2 separate regions of the Homo sapiens genome follow, and region 1 is linked to region 2. The links are chromatin loops, found by intact Hi-C in ENCODE. Cell type or tissue: Caco-2. All regions are shown on one strand.

The links. Peaks named below come from ENCODE experiments on the same cell type or tissue, not always from the same donor. Only the 100,000 strongest peaks of a DNase experiment are listed, where the experiment ranks them.
Region 1: it touches region 2 in a loop (18-fold over the local background); 3 of 110 quality-filtered maps call a loop at or near these places.

Annotation. Positions count from the first base shown.
Region 1 is chrX:149,509,326-149,517,325 of GRCh38, forward strand. No RefSeq gene overlaps it. Among named protein-coding and RNA genes, the nearest start is that of IDS, 8.0 kb to the left of the region's middle. RefSeq lists enhancers at 1,108-2,307, 2,993-3,287. In Caco-2, no CTCF peak of the experiment used is centred here; DNase peaks (open chromatin) are centred at 1,886 and 3,146.
Region 2 is chrX:149,867,353-149,875,352 of GRCh38, forward strand. All of the region lies in intron 2 of LINC00850 (long intergenic non-protein coding RNA 850), which reads left to right. Among named protein-coding and RNA genes, the nearest start is that of MAGEA8, 9.8 kb to the right of the region's middle. In Caco-2, a CTCF peak has its summit at 4,784 (motif pointing right); a DNase peak (open chromatin) is centred at 4,779.

The sequences.
Region 1 (8,000 bases), 360 kb before region 2:
TAGTGTCACAGGAAGCTCAGGGGACTGCTCCAGACACTTCTGCAGCTAAGATATGTGGATTTGGTGTGAGAGGAGTTCTAGGACTCTGGACCTTCTAGGGTACCATACAGCAAAGGGAGTCCCCTTGCTCTTGGACTTCTACCCTACCCCCGCCTTTGAGCCTAACTCCAGGAGGAGGGGACAATGCACACTGGCAAATTGGTATATAGTCCCACACAATGGTAGGATGAGGATTCAGGGGAGAATTCAAGATTTGTCTCTCATTCCAGATCCAGGGATCCTTGGATGGGCACCCCTCAAGGGCAGGCTCTGCCCTGTCCATTTACTACTGTATCCCAGGGGCTAGTACCTTCGTGGGGTTTCAAGGGCTCGGGATGAGAACCATGATGAGAACTACCTGGATGAGGAAAGGGAGTGTCCCAGGCTGTCCTCAGCCCAATGCCAGTGAGGGCTCTCTCCCCTGCAGAGTCATAGGGAGGGCCCTGGGCTCTGTAGGCACGTGAAATGGTGTTCCAAGGAGGAGTCTAACGTGGGCTGTGAATGTTACCCAAATGCGCTGGGCACGGAGGGCACTGTTCCCAGAAGAGACTATCTCAAGGTGCGTGAGGCAACGTGCTAGAACTCTGCTCTCAATCTGAACTCTGGAGAGTATAGATGGTCATCCATAGGCATCTAGTTCCGTAGCCAGGTCTGTGCTACCCTGAGGACTAAGGTGCAGCAGTAGCAGCCCTAGGCTCCCTGGGGTTCCAGAGGAGTGAAAGTGAATGGCAACACAGCCAGAATCTGATTCTGTTTTACTTCCCAGGAAGAAGTGAAGCCGCATGGAGCATGAGGGGGCAGCCAAGGGGCTGGGCATCACAGAAGCCCTGACATTTGCTGGGCTCCTACCCTGCATCACATACTATATCAAAAACTTTAGGAGCTGAGATATTCTCTCACAATGGAAGAGGTTAGTCTCAGTCCCGTTTGCCTGTGGACATCTTGCATCGTCCTCTGAACAATCTTTCCCTTCCTTCCTCTTCTTTCCAGTTCTCGTCCCACCGTCTTCCCTCTCTTCTTTTCTTTTTTTTTCTCCCCTCAAGCCCAAGACTTTCCTGTCATGCCAGGCAATGATTCAGCCACTTCAGTTCTGGGTGGATGGATAGGCAGGGCTTAGAGCAGGCAACCCTCATGCTGTCAAAGCCAAAAAGTAGAGGAATTATAAAAGCCTCCACCAGGGGTTGCCTAAGCTCTGGTGTTTTGCCCCCACTACTTTAAAGGCGATTCGTTTAAAACAAAACAAAACGAAAAACAACAACTTACTTTGTAAAGCATAAGCTTAAAATAAGAAAAACAGAAGTGCCTAATCAGATCTTTGGAAGTATTGCATTGCACTGTCACTGAGTGATGTATGACTGGCTGTCTTTCTGTTTGGACTGCATTCATCTGAATGGAGTGGGTACATTGGCTACCGCCTTTTCTCCTGGTTTTCGCTGTTTCTCTTTGATCTAGAAACGATTTATTCTTACTCCCCCAGATTTCTTTATAAAAAGCCACAGGGAAGGGAAACAATGATGGCCGTTTGGGAATAAAGGAGGGCTCTCACAGTTGAAGTTTTCTCCATCTGGGCTTGGGTAAGGAGAAGGGCTTCTGGTCCCTCAGGCCTGTCAGTCATATACCTGGGACCTGTCCCGTGGTCATATAGACCAGACCCTGCACACCTGCAGTCTCAGGTTCTGACAAGCAGATATCTTGCAAAGCGGAGCCCACAGCTGGAATTCAAGGCAAAGCCCATCCCCTCTTGCCAGCAAGGCAGGAGTGTCCCTTCTGAAGTAAAAGCCAGAGGACAAGATGGACTGGGAAACACTGCAAAGACATTGCTCCTCGGCCTTTGGTGACGTTCCTCCAAGGTCCCCTCTCACAGGTGTGTTATGAGACATACCTCAGGCATGAGTGGACGCATCAACAAAAGGAATAGCTAAACACAGCCTGAAATAGGATGCCTTCAAGGGGACAAACAGAAGTGTAGGAGGAAGGATCTTCAAAGACATGCCAAATTACCGTGACTCATTACCATGGCCCTCTTAAGATCAGTGCTCGCAAGAAGTCAGTAGTTTATGCCAAACAAGTATAGCAAGAAGAGCAACCTTGCTGGGTGGGTGAGGAAAATCAGTCCTCTTTTCTATGACATGAGACTAATTATTAAAAGAATTTCAATTTTGTCTTTACCAAGACATGAGTTCCTTATGTACTGCATGCTGTCTTCTGCTTTTTATTTGAAGAAATGTGGCATTTGGGAAGCAGCAGATGTCCCCCCTGTGGAATCAATGTGAAATGATATTTTTGTAACATCATTAAAAAGTCTATCAAAATGGGAAATTTCTCTAACACTTTCTAAGGGACCAATAAAAACACTCAGAGGAGGAAGGCTTATCAGCGGAGATTCTTGCTAAAGGGCAAGTGTATTCACATATGAAACATAGTTTTCAAAGTCCTCAGAGCCCACAGCTGGGATTTCTTTCCATCGAATCTTGGAGCCTAAGCATTGCAGTTAAATCCTGGGCAGGAGCAAAGCCTCGAGGCCCCCAGTCTTAACCCTTACTTTGTATCCCAATGCAGAAACCACCAGCTTGCCCCCAGCTGGCTGCCTGGTTCCCACCTTTCTGATTGATGGTGGCTAAGCAGTCACATGATAGGGCAGTCTAAAGAGTATAAACTCTGTTGGCACAATGTCTCACACCTGTAATCCCAGCAGGCGTGGGAGGGCAAGGCAGGAGGATCACCTGAGGTCAGGAGTTCAAGATCAGCCTGACCAACATAGTGAAACTCCGTCTCTACTAAACACAAAAAAATTAGCGTGGCATGGTGGTGGGCGCCTGTAATTCCAGCTACTTAGGAGGCTGAGGCAGGAGAATCGCTTGAACCCGGGAGGCAGAGGTTGCAGTGAACCGAGATTGCACCACTGAACTCCAGCCTGGGCAACAACAGCGAAACTCTGTCTCAAAGAAAAGAAAAAAAAAAAAAGTATGAACTCTGGAATCAGACAGGCCTGATTTCAACCCTAGCTCCTCTGTGACCCTGAGCCACTGCTAAACTTCCCTGGGCCCCATCAGGAAATGTGAATCCCACAAACAGCCAGCAGAGGGACCCACTCCCAGCCTCCAGAAAGTACTCAATCAACTGGGCCTTTGTGAAGCAGGTTCTGCCTGCCTGGCCAGAGACTAGCTTGTGGAGTTCCAGATCCTAGCCTTCTTAGCCTGCTTCAGCTCCAGCCCAGATGAGGCAAAGCTGTAGCAATTGCTGGCTCTCCTGAGCCCCACATGGCTTGTATCATGGCTAGTGAACTTCAGAGAGATGCATAAGGGCCAGTGAAATATTTTCAGTTCTGAAGCCACAGCCTGTGCCATGTGGGGGTTTTCACCCTGCACTGAGGTGATGCATCTGGCTAGGCTCCAGGGCTTTGTGAGCATTTTCCTGAGGGCCCCATCTATGGCTACCATCATGCAGTGTAACTTGTTTTCAACATCAACAACGAGCTGCTCAAAGAATAAGTTCTCTTTTGAGACCAGCCTGGCCAACATGGTGAAACCCTGTCTCTACTAAAAATACAAAAATTAGCCAGGCATGGTGGTGCAAGCTTGTAATCCCAGCTACTCAGGAGGCTGAGAAGGAAGAATCGCTTGAACCTGGGAGGCAGAGGTTGCAGTGAGCCGAGATCATGCCACTGCACTCCAGTCTGGGTTACCGCGTGAGACCCTGTCTCAAAGAAAATAAAATAAAAATAAAAAAAGATTAAGTTCTCACAACAGCAGGCTGGAGGGAGGATGACATTAGCACTCTTCATACCACTGTCAGTCCACAGTGGGGTCCAAAGTCAAACAAAAGACCCCAACACCAGGATTGTTTTGGTATTCTTTTCCGATAACATCTTTGCGGATCAAATTCATCCCAGACTTTTCAACTCATTGAATCCTCACTGCTGCCCGAGGGACTGTGCACTACTTTTCTCTCCAGAGTAGCAATGCACAAACTGAGGCTTGGAGAGGGTCATTGCTGGCCCAAGGTCTCATAGCCCCTGGCTTCTTAATCACTATGCAACACTGCCACGGGCCAGGGCTCTGGGCTGGGCTGCTAGGCCCTGTGCTTTAAGGGTAACCATGATCTGCTCTCATAGGCAACCAGGGCACATGGAAGGTCACAAGGCTGAGAGCAGGGGTGGATAGGCAAGAGAGTTTCCAGAACATAGGCTGTCAGAAAACCCCAATTTTACATGGGGGAAAAGTACATTTTACAATTCAGGATCCAGATTAGTTCTAAGTTATTACTGTTAGCTACCAAGTCTGAGTGAGTAAGCCCTGAGCACCACTGTCTAAAGAAATTTATGGCCCTACAATGCTGAGATGTGGGTTCTACCATCCTCATGTTACGTGATGAGAAAGTGGACGTAAGCTGTCTAAGGTCACACAGCTAGTAAGTGACAAAGGCAGGACTCAAACCCAGTTTCAGCTAGTGAAAAGCCACCTCACTTATCCCCTGTGCTCTACACAGATTTGGTGAAGAAGGAAACGACAGAACGCGTGACCACAATAAGCACCATGAAGAGACCCTGGGCCATGCACTTGCTATAAGCCAGATCCTGTGCTAACTATTTCAGTTTTGTGGCCAAGTGGTGTCACCTAGCCATCTTGCCTCCTTAATGTTCACCCAAGTCAGGTGCTAGTCATGATAAGGTCTGCATTCGGACTCCTGTCAGGGAGAAAAACGGAGACCACAAAAACAAAAGCAAGACTTCCCTTGAAAAGCTGCTTTCAGGCATCTTTCCATCCTGCCAAAAATTAACCACAAACTTCCTAGGGACAAAGAGAGCTGCCAGCAGAGTAATGTTGAGAAGGCTGCCGCACAGCATCCTGTGACTTCATCTCCTGCAATTAATTGTGTCTCCCACTCGGCACCTGTGAGGAACATGCTATGATAGTAGCAACTGGGTGTCATGACCACATTTCAAAATTGGACTCTTAAAGCAAGTGACACCCCAGAATTTTGTGGGTGGACCCAGGCTCTGTGTGATTGCACTGGGAGGCCACACAGAGTGCAGGATTTCCCGACAGAAGACTTTGCGGGCAGATTTCAGTTATCTGAAATGACTGGTGTACACACATGCTTGCCAAGGGCTCTTCCTATTTTTTTAGCCCTATGTTCAGCCAATTTCCTCCAAGGAAAACCGTGGATGGAACTAAATGAGATTTCACCCACTTGGTGCAATTTGGTCAGAGGGTGGAATATCCAGCCATCCAGGTTGACCCGGGGCAGGGCCTCAGTCTCACCTGTCCTGGGAAGGGCGTCCTCATGAGGTCAAGGCTGGAGAAAAAGCACATATCCAGGAACTCTAGCCCTCTGCAAGGCCTCAACAAATGGTGGCTCTTACTGGTGTTAGTATCACATATGCACAGATAATTTTCAGAATCCAGAAAGGGGATGAAGTGTACAGATCAGTAAGTAGCACCTCTCAGAGTCTAGCCAACACATTGACATTTAAGCAGTGAGATGTATGAATATTAATACAAAATATGATAAATGAAGAAAATTCAGTATTTTATAAACAGTTTCGTATCATCCATTTTAGGTTTTACTAGCAAGAGAATTTAGAGCAGGCTTATGAAAAAGCCTTGCCAGAGCTTTATGGATTAGGGTTTTGTGAATAACAGATCATGGGTATGTATTGCCCTAGGCATCAATTTCCACACAGATCAAAAAAGAGGCTTCCCGCCTTACAGATTCCTGGTACTGAAATAGCCTTCAATTTTCAAACCTGTCAGTTTACCCAAGTCAGAACTCTCACTGCCTCCCTATTGGCCTGGAGCCACTACACATATTTGGTTATAACCCATGGATGGAATCTAAGTCCCCAAACAGGCCATATCCTGTAGGACCTTCAGGACTGGAAACCTATGGTCTCACGGCTCTTCTTCCTTCTCCCCAAGCTGGAGGCTTTTCACTATCTGCCCATTTCCCATCTACAGGCTTTGAGGCTCAGGCCAGCATCCCCACACGCTTATTCAAAGGTCATTCCTGGGAAAACAGAAATGTATCTTCACCACTATTAGTAATACTGTGCTTTATAGTTTACAGATCGCTCCCACAGGAATCTCATCTCCCAGGAGACAGACTGAGAAGTTTCATTACTCCTGCAGGTAGGTGGTTAATATTGTACCCATCTTCTGGATGAGGTAATTATAACTCAGAGAGGTATAGTGACTTTCTCAGAGTCACACATCCATTGAGTGATGGAGCCAGGGGTCAATTCCAGGTTTATAACTACAAAGTCTGTGCTTCCTGCCCTGCTTCCCCTGTGGAGGACAGCAGCCTGACTATCTTTATCTGGGTAGCTTTCTCTTTCTCTCTCTCTCTCTCTCTCACACACACACACACACACACACACACACACACACACACACACCCCTTTCCTTTATAGGACGAAATCTCATAGTTTACCAAAATCTCTAAAGCTCCCTTGCCAGCAATCCCTCAGTGGACTTGAACTGATGGTGCCAGGTTTGGGTCATGGGGTAGCATAAAAGCAGGCACCTCCATCAAAGCAGAGCCCCTCTTCCATTTACTCTCTTTCCATCATGAGGATGATTTTATCTCATCTGTCAGAGTGACCACTTCCTTTCATGGAGATGGTAGGAGGCAAGTTGCTAAAGAACCTGACAAAGACTTAGAGAAGCCTAGAAACTCAGTCCCAGGGACCATCCCTCCTCTACCTCCACACAGACTCACACACACACCTATACTCACACACACTCCCAACAAATTGGGAGCCTACATCTCCCAGGCAGTTTCCACAGCAGAGCTGTGCTGAGAGCCCATGTCTCCCAACTCCCAGGACAGGCTCAGACACAGGAGCCAAATTCTTCTTGCAGCCACATAAAGGCTGTGGTGATAAAAGAGAGATGTTTGGCGAGACACAGCATGAAGCAAATATATCCTTTAACCAAGTTCTGGCCTTACCCTTTGCAGAAAGATATGGAAACAAATAATCATTTGACTACAAGAATTGGCCCTGTGGGTTCTAAAGTGGGAAGTGGTGGGAGGAAGCCAAGAACAGGGAAGTGTAACAGTGACACTTGGACCCCTCTTCCCCGCTCATAGGTAAAGTACTCTGCCGATTCTGTTTTACCCATGTATCCGTCAAACAGGGGGTGATATCTGAGTCCTCCACCATTTTCTTAAGTGGGCTTGTAAGTGTCCAAACAGCAGGTGCCTACAGGGCAGGAGACAGCTAGGGACAGGCAGAAGTGTTGAAGCTTGTCCTTGGAGTCTATCCCACTTGGCCCCTAATACATGCCATGTCAAGCTCTAGTTCTCCTTCCCATTCCAAAAATTCCTTAACCTTTAGACCCTTTTCTTTCTCCTGGCCAAGTCACTTCTCTCCCACCTCTCCCTGCTTCCCCGAGGTCCGGGCTTATCTAGTCTCTTGCAGGAGCAGTTTCAAGAGCAGGCATCAGAGACTTTTGGTGTTAGGTCAGCAGTTTCCTTCAATCTTTGTTTTTGTCATAGTGGGGGCTGGAGGCATGATATTCAGGATAAAAGTAAGAGGAACATGTTGGGGGAGAATACACAGTAAAACAACCAGATCAAGTCTTCATGTGTGACCCTCCAACAGTCCTCCCACAAGTACAGCTTTGTAACCTCCAGAAAAAGATAGCCTCTTCTATCTTAGGTGTTTTATCCTAAAAAATAGGGGCTACATAGGCTCAAAGTAAAGGGATGAAGAAAGATCTATCACACAAACAGAAAACAAAAAAACAGCCAGGGTTGTTATTCTAATATTAGATAAAACAGACTTTAAACCAACAACAGTAAAAAAAGGACAAAGAAGGGCGTTATATAATGATAAATGGTTCAATTCAAGAAGACTTAACTATCCTAAATACATATGAACCCAACATAGAGCACACAGATTCGTAAAACAAGTACTTCTGGACCTACAAAAAGATTTACACAGCTACACAATAATA
Region 2 (8,000 bases):
CTGAGAATGATGGTTTCCAGCTTCATCCATGTCTCTACAAAGGACATGAACTCATCATTTTTTATGGCTGCATAGTATTCCTTGGTGTATATGTGCCACATTTTCTTAATCCAGTTGTTGTGGGGTGGGGGGAGGGGGGAGGGATAGCATTAGAAGATATACCTAATGTAAATGACGAGTTAATGGGTGCAGCACACCAACATCGCGCATGTATACATATGTAACAAACATGCACATTATGCACATGTACCCTAGAACTTAAAGTATAATAAAAAATATATATATATTTAAAAAAAAAGAAAATTCCAATCAACATGAGTCAGCATAATCAGGAAGTCTCTTCCACTTTAGTCCTAAATGGAAAGCAACTTTGAAATGACCAACCTGCTTTTTGTTTTCTGTTTCCACTCTCTTCAGTACTTTTCTGGCTACAAAGACAACTTCCTCTCCTCTGTTCAATAGAACACTCATTCTACTTGAGAGAGGTTGTGAGTCTGAGGGTCTGATTATGTGAGCCTATTCTGGTCCTCTTACTTCTTCACTGTGGAACCTGGGCCATGTCTGAACCCTTCCATGGTCTAGTCTGGCTCATCGGAGAGATGGGCTCCTTCCAAATACCCATTGAAGGGAGGGTTGCACATAGCAAATGACACAGACCCCCAGAGCACTTTGTGCAGCAGTTTCCTGTCACCCATTGAATGCTGACAGAAGGTGGGTGAAGGGCAGGTGGTGTGGCAGATTCCTGAGTGTGCAAAAAAGAAAAGTGCAGTGGATGACAAAGCTGAGAGGGCAAGGCCTTGGACATACGAAAGGTTGATGTCTACGCAATCAACAAGTTCCTAGCCATGGTTTAGCACATAATTGTGTCCTGGGGACATAATTCCTCCTCTGGCTGCTTTCTGGAAGGAAATTCAGAAGAGGAAATTGTAAATATCTTGGACTCAAGAGAGGCTTGCAGCTTCTAAGTAGGTAGCTCTAGGCTGAGTCAAACCTTGAAAACAATTGTGTGAGCAAAAATGGTTTTTACATATCTATGTGGAAGGCTCCTTGCAAATCCAAGCTATGGCAGGAAGAATTTGGAATGTGGCTCCAGCATTCTCTAGAAACATGAACCTGGGAGTCCAGGGACAGGCACAGTGTGGGCATTCAGGGTTTCCAGCTGGAGGACTGTCCCTTGCAAAACTTTGAGGTCTGGGGTTGGGTGCAGGGAGTGTGGTCCTGGAAGATGTGTTGGAAACCTTCCCAGGGCCAAGTCCCACAGACTCATGTAGGAATCCAGGCCCTGGTCCAGTAGCCCTGACTGTTACCCAGCCAGACCTGGAACAAGTTATACCATGTCTTCACAGTTCCGAGATGTGAGATGAACCATCCATCATAACAGATTTTCAGGAGGAAATGAAAATAAATGCACTAATCAGTGTACAAGTGGATCTGAAGACATATACAGGTTTAGAAATGTTAAAATATGAGGGAAGGCATATTTTAGACATACTGTAACAAAAGCTACTTCTTACTGACCACATCATTTGGGCCAGTCATTTTACATGCAGGTGGGTGACATCAGGTAAAGACTCACACCAGTTCTCTGAACTTGTACTATCATGTTCCCACTTTACAGATGAAGAATTGAGGCAGAGAAGGTACGTGATTGGCTCAGCTTATAACCAGCAACAGTTGCATTTAACAGGGCTCTGCCCTCACCCTGGCCTCAGCTGTCTACCCCATGACCAGGGAAGGGTTGCTGTAATCAACAGTTACCCAGTGCCAGATGCCCCATGCCACATGGCTGAGGCCTGCAAGGAAGCCAGTGAGAGACTGTCACTGGACCTGGCCCACCTGTCTTCTCCCCATCTCCATTAGGACACCACCTTTTCTAAAATACAGACAAGGGCCCTGGAGGAGAGTTGGGGTTTAGGACAGAGTGGGTGAGGATGGAGAAGCTTCCACTTGTACATGGATGGTGCAGGTCCCTTCCACCCTCCAGAGGCTGCACTCCTGTTCAAGGGTGGGCCCTACACTCCCATATACCTGCCCTGAATCATCTCCTTCATTCCTAGCTGACTGGGTGACCCAAAGGTCACCTGTAGGCCAACCCCACTGGGCAGGCTGACCATTGGCCACACACTAGGGCCAGCAGGCCAGAATACAATGCCTACAGTGAGGAGTCCACCATAATCCCACAAGATGCAATGCCAATCACCATAACCCTAAATGCTGAAATCCCAAAATATCAAAATGCCAAAAATGCACTTCTGGGAAAAATAATTTTAAAAATCATTGAAGATGTTTATTTACCTTTAAAAATGTAGGCTTATTTGAGAAATGTAAAAACATGATAGAATACTTCATAAGCCACTTTATATAATGAAATAGACAACAATAACATGCATATATTTGCAAGCACAAACAGTTACACCAATGACAGTCACACAGGTATAACTCTTATAAGCGGACAAACCATAATCATAAAGAAATAGGTCACACAAGGAAATGTATCAACAAATATTACTATAGTTGATAATTTTGTAAACTCATTTTATAAGTTTGGTGTCATATGAAATACTGTGACCAACAACCTAAGTCTTTTACAACTACAATCAAAAACCATTATGGATCACCACTGCACACACCTTCACCTAGAGTCAAGATCTCGAGAAATTTTATCTTTCAAAAATGCACATGAACAAAAAAAGACATCTCTTCATTTATTCAGCAAGATTATACATGCGTCACAATGCTTACACACAAAGCATTGTGATAATGTACTTTTGTGGAATCTAATTTGAAAAAATGCATAAAACAAATTAGACTCTTTAAAAGTCTCTACACAATTTATGCCTCTAGTACTGGAAGCAATGCCAAGATGAAAGAAATATGACACATTGTAAAAAATAATGCTGACAATTTAACATAGTGAAAAAAAGAAAAGAAATAGGAAACAAAAACTTTAAAAAATGACATAAGAAAAAGTGCATCACAGGTATAAATTACGGGCAATTGCATGGAGATAGTGGTTAAGAACTGGCCAGATTTCACGATCATTTACTATATTTTGAAGTCATGCATCGCATCATATAGCTGCTTTTTTTTTTCTCTTTTAGGACATGGGTATCCTCAGTGAATATATTCACATTCGTTTTCTTCATGGCACTGCTTTATTGAAATTCTATGTTACACTGACATGAGCATTCTCTATTAACCTTTCTCATCTTCTGCTTAGGGATTTTGATATTTTGGAATTTAGACTTTAGAAAGATTGACCTTTTGGGGTTTCAACATTTGGAATTGTGGCCTATGGGATTGTGTCTGTTTGGATCCAAACCCACTAGATTCGCACACTGTATTCATTCATGTCTCCTAATTCTCCCTCTCCCTGCTGACGAAGTGCACAGATCACAAACATAGACTTGCTTAATTTTCATATGTGAATATCCCTGGAGGGCCCATCGTCTCTCAAGAAATTAACATATTCTCTGAGAATCCCCCTCATTCCCCTCCCAGTCACTGTCTCCCAAGGTAACCACTATCCTAACTTTAGTGGATAGAGTAGTACTGCCTGTTTTGATCTTTATTTAAATGGAATTATTGAGCTGATATTCTTTGGGTCTGGCTATATTTGATCAAAAATAGATTAGTGACCTTCATCCATGTTGTAGAAGTAACAATGGTTTTTTCATGCTCATGGCTGTATAGTATTCCTTTGTATATATCCCAATGTATTTACCCATGCTAGGGTGATGAACACTGGGGCTGTTTCTAGCGTGCTACTGAGGGCATGCTTAGACACATCTTTTGCCAAATGAATGTATGCCTTTTCACTAGTACATACCTCAGAGGGGACATTCTGGAGCTTAGGGTGTACGGATGTTCTGCTTTAGATCATACTCTTGGGTCTCTTTTAAGTCTCCAGCAGACCTATTGCCCACAATGTCTGCCTTCATCCCATTGTCCTTTTTCATTCTATTGGCTTGTTTTAGCAGACTGGCCTGTGGTCCTGCAGCATGTCTCACCACCATTCATTTGTCTGTATGCTGCCTTCTTGTGTCATTTAACTTGTTGCTCTTTCCCAGTGTTTCTGATCATAGGAAGTTAGCCTCTGTGACAAGGTTAGAGGCAGGTCTCACTCTTCTGATAAAAGGACTTCATCAGTGGTGCCATGTCTCCTACAGCATCCCAGCATGAAGCACATGAGTTCTGGTTTTTTCACTCTTTACCATATCAGCACTGATCGTGGGTTCAGGTGATGACAGTCTCGTTCCTCCTTTGACTGATTCCTCACTGACCTTTAACCAAAGTGTTTCATTCAACCTACATCAGTTCAGTCACTGGGGTTCTAGATATTGTTTCTTTTGTTAAACATAGCCTTCACTAGGCTTGGCTTAAATTTTTCAGTGAGGAACAGCTCTCCCTCTTCAACTGTGCCTGTAGAGTAATCTTAAAATACACAGGAAGGGCAGAATAAAAGTTTAATTCTTTCCATTGCTAGTCATGCTTCCTTAGTCTTGTCTTAGTTGTAAAAATTCCTGAGACTGTCCCTGTTTTTGATGATCTTAACACTTTTGAGGAATATTGGTCAGCTCTTTAGCACAAAATCCATCCAGTGGTATTTGTCTTATCTTTTTCTCCTGATTAGAATGGGGATATGACAGCAGATCCTCCCCCACCATGAGTGATCACTCCTGCTTGTGGGGCATAGAGAAGGCACCTAGACCTGCACTCACCAGCACCCCACCCCTGAGTCACCACCACCTCCAGTGTGACCACACACACAGTCTCCAGCAGGGGGCCCCCATCCCCCATCCAGCTGCATTGCCTCCGCCACTGTGGTGAACACACGCAGGGAGGTAGGCACCCTGGCACCCACAAACACTCTACCACAGCTGTTGTACCTCTGCCTGCACAGTGCAGTGGATTCCAAACCTCGAGGAGCCAGAGAACAAAGATGGGACCCAATACAAGTCCCCCAGAATTAGAACATACAGTCCAGGTGTTGAGTGCTGAGTGTTGGCCCCCAGAAACAAAGCCAGCCAGCTGACTTTTTTTTTTGAGATGGAGTCTCACTTTGTCACCCAGGCTGGAGTCTCACTTCACCTTACACCACAGTCGAACATTCAAGGTCATCAAATGGGATAAAAGAAAAAATCCATCCAAAGGTCAGAAACCTCAAAGACTGAAGGTACATAAGCCCACAAAGATAATAAGGATAATAAGAATCAGTGCAAGAACCCTGATTCTTGATGAAGAGTGATGCAAAAATCCTCAACAAAATACTGGCAAACTAAATCCAGCAGCACATCAAAAAGCTTATCCACCACGATCAAGTAGGTTTCATCCCTGGATACAAGTTGGTTCAATATATACAAATCAATAAATGTAATTCATCACATAAACAGAACTAAAGACAAAATCACACGACTATTTCATAGATTCAGAAAAGGCTTTCAATATAATTCTACACCCCTTCATGTTAAAAACTCTCAATAAAATAGGTATTGAAGGAACATACCTCAAAATAATAAGACTCATCTATGACAACTCACAGCCAACATCATACTAAATGGGCAAAAGCTTGAAGCATTTCCCTTGAAAACCGGCGCAAGAGAAGGATGCACTCTCTCAGCACTCCCATTCAACATAGGACTGGAAGTCCTGGACATGACAATCAGTCAAGAGAAAGAAATAAAGGGCATCAAAATAGGAAGAGAGGCAGTCAGTTAAACTATCCCTGTTTGCAGATGACATGACCTATATCTAGAAAACCCCATAGTCTAAGCCCAAAAGCTTCTTAAGCTGATAACTTCAAAAAAGTCTCAGGATACAAAATCAATGTACAAAAATCAGTAACATTCCTACACACCAACAACAGTCAAGCCAAGAGCCAAATCAGGAATGAACTCTCATTCACAATTGCCACAAAAAGAATAAAATACCTAGGAATACAGTTAGCCAGGCAGGTGAAAGATCTCTACAATGAGAACTACAAAACATTGCTCAAAAAAATCAAAGATGACACAAACAAATGGAAAAACATCCTATGCTCATGGATAGGAAGAATCAATGTCATAAAAATGGACATACTTCTCAAATCAATTTGTAGATTCAATGCTATTCCTATTGAACTACCATTGAGATTCTTCACACAACTAGAAAAAAAACTATTTTAAAATTTATGTAAAACCAAAAAAGAGCCCAAATAGCCAAGGCAATCCTAAGCAAAAAGAACAAAGCTGGTGGCTTCACACTACCCAACTTCAAACTATACTACAGGTCTATAATAATCAAAATAGTATGGTACTGGTATAAAAACAGACACATAGATGAATGGAACAGAATTGAGAACCCAGAAATAAGGCCACACACCTACAACTATCTGATCTTCAACAAACCTGACAAAAACAAGATATGGGGAAAAGATTCCCTATTCAACAAATGGTGCTGGGATAATTGGCTAGCCATATGCAGAAGATTAAAACTGGACTCTGGCCAGGCGCGGTGGCTCGTGCCTGTAATCCTGGCACTTTGGGAGGCCAAGGCGGGCGGATCACGAGGTCAGGAGATTGAGACCATCCTGGCTAACATGGTGAAACCCCGTCTCTACCAAAAATACAAAAACTTAGCCGGACGTGGTGGCAGGTGCCTGTAGTCCCAGCTACTCAGGAGGCTGAGGCAGGAGAATGGCGTGAACCTGGGAGGCGGAGCTTGCAGTGAGCCGAGATTGTGCCACTGCACTCCAGCCTGGGTGACAAAGTGAGACTCCGTCTCAAAAAAAAAAAAAAACAAACAAAAAAAAAAACCTAGACCCTTTCCTTATACCATATACAAAAATTAACTCAAGATTGATCAAAGACTTAAATGTAAAACTTATGAAAACCCTGGAAAATAACCTAAACAATACCATTGAGGACATAGCAATGGGCAAAGATTTCATGACAAACATGCTGAAAGCAATTGCAACAAAAGCAAAAATTGACAAATGGGATCTAATTAAGCTAAAACGCTTCTGCACAGCAAAGGAAACTATCAACAAAGTGAACAGAAAGCCTGCAAAATGAGAGGAAATTTTTGCAAACTATGCATCTTACAAAGATCTAATATCCAGCGTCTATAAGGAACTTAAACAAATTTACAAGAAGAAAATAAACAACCCCGTTAAAAAGTGGGCAAAGGACATGAACAGATACTTTTCAGAAGAAGACAGAAAACATATATGCGGCCAACAAGCATATGAAAAAAAAGCTCAACATCACTGATCATTAGAGAAATGCAAATCAAAACCACAATGAGATACCATCTCACAGCAGTCAGAATGGCTATTACTAAAAAATCAAAAAATAACAGATGCTGAGGAGGTTACAAAGAAAAAGGAATGCTTATAAACTGTTGATGGGAGTGTAAATTAGTTCAACCATTGTGGAAGATAGTATGGCAGTTCCTCAAAGACCTAAAAACAGAAATACATTTTGACCCAGCAATCAAATTATTGGTATATACCCAAAGGAATATAACTCATTCTATTATAAAGACACAAGGACATGTATGTTCATTGCAGCATCATGGACAATAGCAAAGACATGAAATCAACCTAAATGCCCATCAATGATGGACTGAATAAAGACAATGTTGTACATATACACTATGGAATACTATGCAGCCATAAAAAATAATGAGATCCTGTCCTTTGCAGGAACATGGATGGAGCTGGCGGCCATTATCCTTAGCAAACTCACAAAGGAACAGAAAACCAAATACCACATGTTCTCACTTATAAGTGGGAGCTAAATGATGAGAACACATGGGCACATAGAGGAGAACAACACACACTGGTGCTTCTCAGATGGTGGAGGGTGGGAGGAGGAAGAGGATCAGGAAAAATAACTAATGGGCACTAGGCTTAATAGCTGGGTGATGAAATAATCTGTACAACAAACCCCCATGCCACCAGTTTACCTATGTAACAAACCTGCACATGTACCCTTGAACTGAAAATAAAAATTAAAAAA